Regions from separate parts of the Homo sapiens genome. Here region 1 is linked to region 2. A link is a contact called in ENCODE Hi-C or POLR2A ChIA-PET data. All regions are on one chromosome and are shown on one strand. Each heading gives the region's core, a stretch centred on a gene start or an enhancer-like site at or near the end of the contact. The rest is flanking DNA. Distances are from core to core; before and after follow the strand shown.

The links. Hi-C counts contacts between places; a loop is a spot of excess contacts on that map. ChIA-PET counts read pairs that join two places held with the same protein, here RNA polymerase II (POLR2A). Pooled maps may share reads with other maps.
Region 1: a map of CD8-positive, alpha-beta T cell shows a loop between it and region 2 (17-fold over the local background). The contact joins the promoter of ZNF611 here to the promoter of ZNF888 in region 2. A Hi-C loop is called at or near these places in 5 of 168 maps with a recorded cell type or tissue (CD4-positive, alpha-beta T cell, CD8-positive, alpha-beta T cell, MCF 10A and 2 more), 2 of 37 single-sample maps with no recorded cell type and 17 of 50 pooled maps. POLR2A ChIA-PET finds 5 or more read pairs at or near these places in 1 of 52 experiments (Caco-2).

What each region holds. Positions count from the first base shown.
Region 1 is chr19:52,733,382-52,737,611 of GRCh38, reverse strand. It overlaps ZNF611 (zinc finger protein 611), which reads left to right and starts at 2,568. Exons shown (of 6, transcript NM_001161499.2): 1 at 2,568-2,611. It overlaps LOC124904760 (a long non-coding RNA gene), which reads right to left and starts at 3,581. Exons shown (of 2, transcript XR_007067328.1): 1 at 3,152-3,581; 2 at 1,908-2,818. RefSeq lists enhancers at 2,153-2,282, 1,595-2,580 and a silencer at 2,463-2,532.
Region 2 is chr19:52,921,289-52,925,244 of GRCh38, reverse strand. It overlaps ZNF888 (zinc finger protein 888), which reads left to right and starts at 1,817. Exons shown (of 5, transcript NM_001393938.1): 1 at 1,817-1,876. It overlaps ZNF888-AS1 (ZNF888 antisense RNA 1), which reads right to left and starts at 1,896. Exons shown (of 2, transcript NR_186336.1): 1 at 1,781-1,896; 2 at 1,166-1,572. RefSeq lists enhancers at 1,435-1,604, 1,885-1,934, 1,424-2,155, 2,156-2,889 and a silencer at 1,695-1,744.

The DNA.
Region 1 (4,230 bases), core at 1,319-3,818, 190 kb after region 2:
GGCTTTCTTCAAGCTCTGTGTTCACATTAACTCTGTACTTAATCATATACTTTAAATTTTATTATTTACTGCTGACATCAGTGTCTGTCGTATGGTAGGAGCCTCACCAGAGAGGGCACCTGTCGCCATGTTGTAAAACTCACACTTGCCAAAAAGACATGGGTTAGAGTTTCTCCCCCTCCCTCAGGATGACGCTAGTTAGCTGACACAGATGGTCACCTCCATTACCAAGTAGAGCCAGGATGAACTATGTGTGACCAAGGGTGTTGTCAAGTCCTCTTCCTTGAGGACTGATTAGTATTTATCTTGAAAATATGTCCTTAATGGGTTGTATAGAACAGTGAAGTTTCTTTCTCTCTTTTCAATCTTTTAGCTGTTTGCCTCTATTTCCCATCACATTCTGGTCTAAGGTTTATTTATTAATAAAATGGTTTTTATTTCTTTCTCTGTTATCGTCGTGGAGATGATTTCTCATTTGGGAGGAGACTTTTTAGTTTTCAGTTATATTTTGTCAACATTTAAAAAGCGAAGCAAAGAATATTTCTGCGGCATGGCACGGTGGCTCACGCCTGTAATCTCAGCAGTTTGGGAGGCGGAGGCGGGTGGATCACGAGGTCTAGAGATCGAGACCATCCTGGCCAACATGGTGAAACACCGTCTCTACTAAAAAAAAATACAAAAAAAAAAAAACCCAAAAAAATTAGCCAGGCGTGGTAGCGGGAGCCTGTGGTCCCAGCTACTCCGGAGGCTGAGGCAGGAGAATGGCGTGAACCCGGGAGGCGGAGCTTGCAGTGAGTCGAGATTGCGCCACTGCACTCCAGCCTGGGCGACAGAGTGAGACTCCGTTTAAAAAAAAAAAAAAAAAAAAAAAGAATATTTCTGGCCGGGCGCGGTGGCTCACGCCTGTAATCCCAGCACTTTGGGAGGCCGACGCGGGCGGATCACAAGGTCAGGAGATAGAGACCGTCCTGGCTAACTCGATGAAATCCCATCTCTACTAAAAATACAAAAAATTAGCCAGGCATGTTGGCTCACGCCGTAACCCCAGCACTTTAGGAGGCTGAGGCAGGCAAATAACTTGGAGTGAGGAGTCCGATACCGGCCTGGTCAACATGGTCAACCCCGTCTCTACTAAAAATACAAAAATTAGCCTGGCATGGTGGCGCACGCCTGTAATGCCAGCTGTTCCCAAGGCTGGGGCAGGAGAATCGCTTGAACCCAGGAGGCAGAGGATGCATTTAGTCGAGATCTCGCCACTGCACTCCAGCCTGGGCAACAGAGAAATACTCTGTCTCAAAAATAATAATAATAATAATAATAATAATAATAATAATACAAGAAAGTAATAGATCTCTTCCATAAATGTGCTAGGACAACTATCTGGATATCCACATGGAAAAGAATAATGTTGGATCCCTATGTCACACAATCAAAAATTTTATTTGCGAAAGTTTTTTTTAAAAAAAAAGAGAGAGAGAGAGACAAGAAAGGGAGACCGCGGCAGTGGGCGTTATTTTGTCGCTCAGGCTGGCTTGGAACCCGAGGCTCAGGGATCCTCCCGCCGCTGCTTCCTGAGTAGCTGGGACCTCAGGCTCCCGCCCCCGCGCCTCTGCTGTCTTTAAGCAGCAGGTGGTGACCTCACTCCTTCTCGGCCTGAGCACTCCGTCCGGCATTCCAGGCGGTGGCTTCAGGGAAGTCTCTGAAGCTGAGCACAGGGCGGAGTCTCCTTCCGGAGTGAATGGACAATAGAAAGGGAGAGGATATCTATCTGTTCTGTGGGACCTCAGCATGACATGGTACATACCGCCCAGGCAGGGCTTTGCATTTCACATTCTAGTTTGTATCCCTGTTCCAGACAATTACAGTGTAGCAGGACGAGTCGCAGACAAAACCTCTCAGACACCGAGTTGTAGAAGGAAGGGCTTTATTCAGCTGGGAGCATTGGCAAGCTACTGCCTTAAAATCCAAGCTCCCCGAGTGCACAATTTCTGTCCCTTTTAAGGGCTCACAACACTAAAGATTTCAGATGAAAGGATAGTGACTGATTGAGCAAGCAAGGGATACGTGACAGGGGCTGCATGCACCGGTGATCAGGGAGAGAGAGAACAGGGCAGGAGTTTCACCGTGTTCTTCTATACAATGTCTGGAATCTATGCCTAACATCAGCTTCTAAATCATAAGTTGATTTTTAACTACTGGGTTTAGGCCAGGCGGATCCAGGCCTGGTTTCGGGCCTGGCGCGGGGCTGCCTGTCTTTGGTTTTACTTCCTGTTGTTTTTACTGACTATAAAACAATATAAAACAATGTCAGAGGGTCTCTCTCTTCTCTCAACAGGGCTTTTGTATCATGCCTCAGACTTTCTGGCGCTCTCGCCTCCAAAACCTGAAAACAGAGACGCTGGGAGCGAGGCTGAGAGACGCGCAGATCCCGCCCCGGCCCTGCCCTCTGCCGGTTCTAAAAGGCAAGGTCTCTCCGCCTCGCGCCCCGCCCCTACCTCGCCCAGGCCCCGCCTACCTCCCACTTCCCGCCCAGGCCTGGCTTTTGTCCTGCGCGCGCAGATTAACGCAAACCCGGAAGCGGATCGGGTGGAGTGTAGGTCATATCGCCGCGGTGAGTTTTGCTCTGTGTTGTATTAAGTCTGCGCTAACTAGGTTCCCAGGGCTTCTGTCCCTGGGACGTGGGGTCCCCACAGACCTGGAAATTCTCCGGCGTCTTCCTTTGCCCAGAGCAAATTGAGACATCCCCGTGAGAGCCCGAGGGTCGCTTCCTTTTGGGTTTAAAGTCGTCCTGAGGCTGGTCTCGTCCCCGGTCTTTCTGCTATAGGTCAATGTATACACTTTCTGTTGCGTAGTTTTCCTGCTGAAAACCTTGTTCTGACTCCTCGCGCCCCGCGCTTTTTAAAGTCTTCACCCGCGATGTGGATTCTTGCCCAGGGCGCCTCCCAGCCTCCCCCTCCTCAGCCCCGGGAGCGCCGCGCCGCAGCCCCAGTCCCGGGGAGGCCGAGTCCTCTGCCAGGTCCTGGGATCCTGCAGACCCCATCCTGGTCCTAAGGCGCCGTCGCGCCCCCCCCCCCCGCCCCGCACCTTCCTCCTCATGCCGGGGCCTGCTGCTCCCCAGGTCTCCCCTCCGCAGTCACCGCTTTCATTGAACCTGCACTGGGGAGGTCCCAGGGGCCTGTCCTGCGGCACGGGGTATTCTTGCCTGCGGAGCTCCAGGGCGTGGAAAATGCGCTCCTCCGGGATGCAGGCGTCTTACTCCAAACCGTGTTGCGATTGTGTGGGCCAAAGGAATCAGGAGACAGAGAGCAGTAGAAAACCTGAGGCAGAGAAAAGAAGAATAAGAAAGGCCCATAACAGATGGCAAAATAGAGGATTGGTGAGGGATATGCCAAGAGATGGCAGAAGTGAAAAAAAAAAAAAAAAACCTAAGAAAGCAGGAGGAGAAAAGCAACCGGAGAAATGTAGAGAAAGGCTAGATAGATGTACAGAGAGATGAAGGATCACAAGGTAGGGGGAGTGGCAGCAAAGAGGGAGACTCATCAGAGTGAGGGAGAGAGGGAAGGATTTGGAGCCAGGGCAGACAGAGCAGAGTGGTGCTTGTGTCAAGGAGAACAGAGGGAGAACCACAGCAGAGAGGACAGCTGGGATCTGGGGAGACACAGAGTGGGGACAAGGGAGTATATCGGGGAAGATGGAATTTAACAGGGAGAGCAGAGGAGGCGCAGAGATGGGAGAAGAGGCAGAAATAGATGGAGATTGAGGACGATTGAAAGATTGGGGAGAAGGAGCAATAAGAGGTTAAATAAGTTGTGAGGATGGAGGAGAAGAGGTGGAAGAGAAGGAATAAAGGGAAGAAGGGGATGAATAGCAGGAGAGGAGAGGGGTACAAAATGAAGAGCAGAATCCCAGGGAAAAAGAAAAGAAAACAAGAGCTAGAGAGAGAAGGGGAGAATGAGAGATATGTACAGAATTAGGGAGGGAAGCACAGTAATGAAGAAAGAGGGTCTGGACACAGTGGCTCACGCCTGTAGTCTGTAGTCTCCACACTTTAGGAGACTGAGGCAAGGGGATTGCTTGAGTCCAGGAGTTCGAGACCAGCTTGGGCAACATAGTGAGACCTCCCCCCCGCCAAAAAAGTAAGTAAATAACCGGGCATAATGGTGTGCACCTGTACTCCCAGCTGCTCTGGTGGCCAAGCTGGGAGGATGACTTGAGCCCAGGAGGTCCAGG
Region 2 (3,956 bases), core at 568-3,067:
AGAAAACATGTACTTAATGGGTTGTATAGAACAGTGAAGTTTCTCTCTCTGTTTTCAACCTCTCAACTGTTTGCCTCTATTTCCCATTACATTCAGGTCTAAGGCTCTTTATTAATAAAATGGTTGTTATTTCCTTCTCTGTTATCATAGTGAAGATGATTTTTCATCTGGGGAAGATTTTTTAGTTTTCAATTGTATTTTCTCAACATTTAAAAAGTGAAGTAAAGAGTATTTCTTGGGCCCGGCACGGTGACTCACGCCTGTAATCCCAGCACTTCGGAAGGCCGAGGCAGGCGGATCACTTGAAGTCAGGAGTTTGAGACCAGCCTGGCCAACATGGTGAAACCCTGTCTCTACCAAAAGAACAAAAATTAGCCGGGCATGATGGCACGTGCCTGTAATACCAGCTACTATGCAGGCTGAGTCAGAAGAATTGCTTCAACCCAGAAGGCAGAGGCTGCAGTGAGCCGAGATCTTGCCAATGCACTCCAGCCTGGGTGACAGAGAAATACTCTGTCTCAAAAAAAAAAAAGAAAAAGAAAAAAAAGTAAATAAAAAAAAGAAACTAATAGATGTCATCCACAATTGTGCTGGGACAACTAACTGGATATCCACATGGAAAAGAATAAAGTTGGATCCCTATCTCACACAATGAAAATTTTATTTTAAAAATTAAAAAAAAAAGAGATGAGGAAGGGATCCCTGCGGCAGGGGGTGTTACTTTGTCACTCAGGCTGGCTTGGACCTCCGGGCTCAATGATCCTCCCGCCACTGCTTCCTGAGTAGCTGGACCTCAGGCTCCCGCCCCCACTTCCACATTTCTGCTGTGTTTAAGTAGCAGGTGGTGACCTCACTCCTCCCTGGCCTGAACACTCCCTCCGGCATCCCAGGCGGTGGCCCTAGGGAAGTCTCTGAAGCTGAGCACAGGGTGGACTCTCCCTCCGAAGCAAATGGAGAATAGAAAGGGAGAGATTTCTATTCTGTTCTGTGTACCATCAGCATGAGATCGTACTTTCTGCCTAGGCAGGGCTTTGCATTTCACGTTCTAGTTTGCATCCCTGTTCCAGACAATTCCAGGGCTTTTGAATCATGCCTCAGCCTTCCTGGCCACTCTTGCCTCCGGTGTAGCAGGACGAGCCACAGACAAAACCTCTCAGACACCGAGTTGTAGAAGGAAGGGCTTTATTCAGCTGGGAGCATCGGCAAGCTGCCTTAAAATCCGAGCTCCCCGGGTGCACAATTTCTGTCCCTTTTAAGGGCTCACAACACTAAAGATTTCACATAAAAGGGTCGTGATTGAGCAATCTAGGGGATACGTAACAGGGACTACAGTCCCAGATATATACACAGGGGTTTCGTGCACTGGTAGAGAGAAACAGAACAGGGCAGGGAGTTTCATAATGTTCTTCTATACAATGTCTGGAATCTATGAAAAACATTGGTTTCTAAGTTATGAGTTGATTTTTAACTATTGGGTTTAGGCCAGGCAGGCCCAGGCCTGGTTTTGGGCGTGGCGCAGGGCTGCCTGTCTTCGGTTTTACTTCCTTGTTGTTTTTTTTCTTAAAACAGGTACTGAGTATAAAACAATATAAAACAATATGAGAGGGTCTGTCTCTTCCCTCACCAAAACCCGAAAAACAGCGGCTAGGTACGCGGCTGAGAGAAGCACAGATCCGCCCCCGCCCCGCGTCTGCCGGTTCTACAGGGCAGGTCTCTCCGCCTGGCGCCCCGCCCCTACCTCGCCCAGGCCCCGCCCCTACCTCGCCCAGGCCCCGCCCACCTCGTTGGCTCCACGGAGGCCTGGCTTCTGTCCTGTGCTTGTAGATTCGCCCGGACCAGGAAGCGGATCGCGTGGACTGGAAGTCACACTGCGGCGGTGAGTTTTGCTCTGTGTTGTATTGAGGCTGTGCCTCCAGGTCCCCGGCAATTCTGTACCTGGGATGTGGGGTCTCCACAGACCTGGAAATTCTCGCCCTTCTTCCTTCAACAAGAGCAAATGGAGACATTCCCCTAGGAGTCCGGAAGTCACTTCCTTTTGGGTTTAAAGTCGCCCTGAGGCTGCCCTGTCCTCGGTCTTTTTGCTATAGGGCAATGTATACAGTTTGTATCGCGTAGTTTTCCCGTTCACAACCGTTTGTTGACTCCTCCCACCCCGCGCTTTTTAAAGTCCTCACCCGAGAGGTGGATCCCTGCTCTGGCGCTTCCCAGCCTCACCCTCGTCGGCCCCTGGAGCCCAGCGCTGACACCACAGTCCCAGGGAGGCCGCGTTCTCTGCCCGGTGGTGGGATCCTGCGGACCCCACCCTTGTCCGAAGGCGTCATCTCCCCCCCACCTCCCTCCTCATGCCGGGCCCTGTTGCTCCCCAAGTCTCCCCTCCGCAGTCACCGCTTTCCCTGAGCCCGCGTTGGGGAGGTACCCGGGGCCTGTCCTGTGACACGGGGTGTTCTTGCCTGCCCAGCTCCAGCCCCTGGAAAATGCGCTTCTCTGGGATGCAGGCGTCTTACTCCAAACCCTCCTGTGATTGTGTGGGCCAAAGGGATCAGGAGACAGAGAGAGGGAATCAGAGAGCAGTAGAAAACCTGAGACAGATAAAAGAAGAAGGAGAAAGACCCATAACAGATGGCAAAGTAGGGGATGGTCAGGGATTTGCCAAGAGACAGCAAAAGTGAAAAAACAAAAGATAACAAAGCAGGAGGAGAAAAGCAACTGGAGAAATGTAGAGAAAAGCTGGATGTACAGAGAGATGAAGGACAGACAGCAAGGTAGGGAGAGGGGCAGCAAACAGAAAGGCTCATGAGAATGAGGGAGAGGAGGAGGGATTTGGAGCCAGGGCAGACAGAGCAGAGTGGTGCTGGTGGCAAGGAGAACAGAGGGAGAACCACAGCAGGGAGGACACCTGGGAAATCTGGGGTGCCAGAGAGTGGGGCCAGGGGGGTATAACGGGGAAGAGAGAATTTAACAGGGAGAGCTCAGGAGAGATGGGAGAAGAGGTGGAAATCTATGGACATTGAGAACAATCTAAAGATTGGGGAAAAGGAGCAACAAGAGGTTAAATAAGCTGTGGATGGAGTCCAGCTAATTTTTGTATTTTTAGTAGAGACAGGATTTCACCATGTTGGCCAGGCTGGTCTCAAACTCCTGACTTCAGGTGATCCACCTGCCTCGACCTCCCAAAGTGCTGGGAATACAGGTGTGAGCCATCACACCTGGCCACCTATGTATTCTTGAATGAAAAAAGTTACTTCTGTCTTAGTTCAACAGCTGACTCTCTTTCCCTGTTTTCTTTTCTTTCTTTCTTTCTTTCTTTTCTTTTATGAGATGCAGTTTTGCTCTTGTTGCCCAGGCTGAAGTGCAATGGCACGATCTTGGCTCACTGCAATCGCCACCTCCCTGGTTCAAGTGATTCTCCTGCCTCAGCCTTGCTGAGTAGCTGGGATTACAGCCATTCGCCACCATGCCTGGATAATTTTTGTATTTTCAGTAGAAACGGGGTTCCTCCATGTAGGTCAGGCTGGTCTACAATTGCTGAACTCAGGTGATCCACCTACCTCGGCCTCCCTATTTTCAAGGTCAATAGCTGTGTGTTTACACTTTTGCATTTTGTAAATGTTACTGTAATTTTCTTGTAAGGAAAAATTAAATGTTAGGAATTAATGGCATCAGAACCTTGCAAAAGAAGTTTCTTTAGCCCAGGTATGTGAAAGATGCTTCTCTAATTTTCAAGGATGGGGTGATAAAGACCAACCCTTCCCATTAGCCCTTCCAGGCCCCCATGTAAGAATTCAGGCACATCTTCTTACTCATCTCAGACCTTCTCAGGGTAACTCGGTGAAAATGTTTTCACTGTGAGGACATCACAGCTAAATCTAAAGTAAGTCATGTCATTCCCTGGCAGGGAACCCTCCACTGGCTTCCTGTGTTCCCCAGGACAAAAGCCCATCTCCTCACTGTGGCTC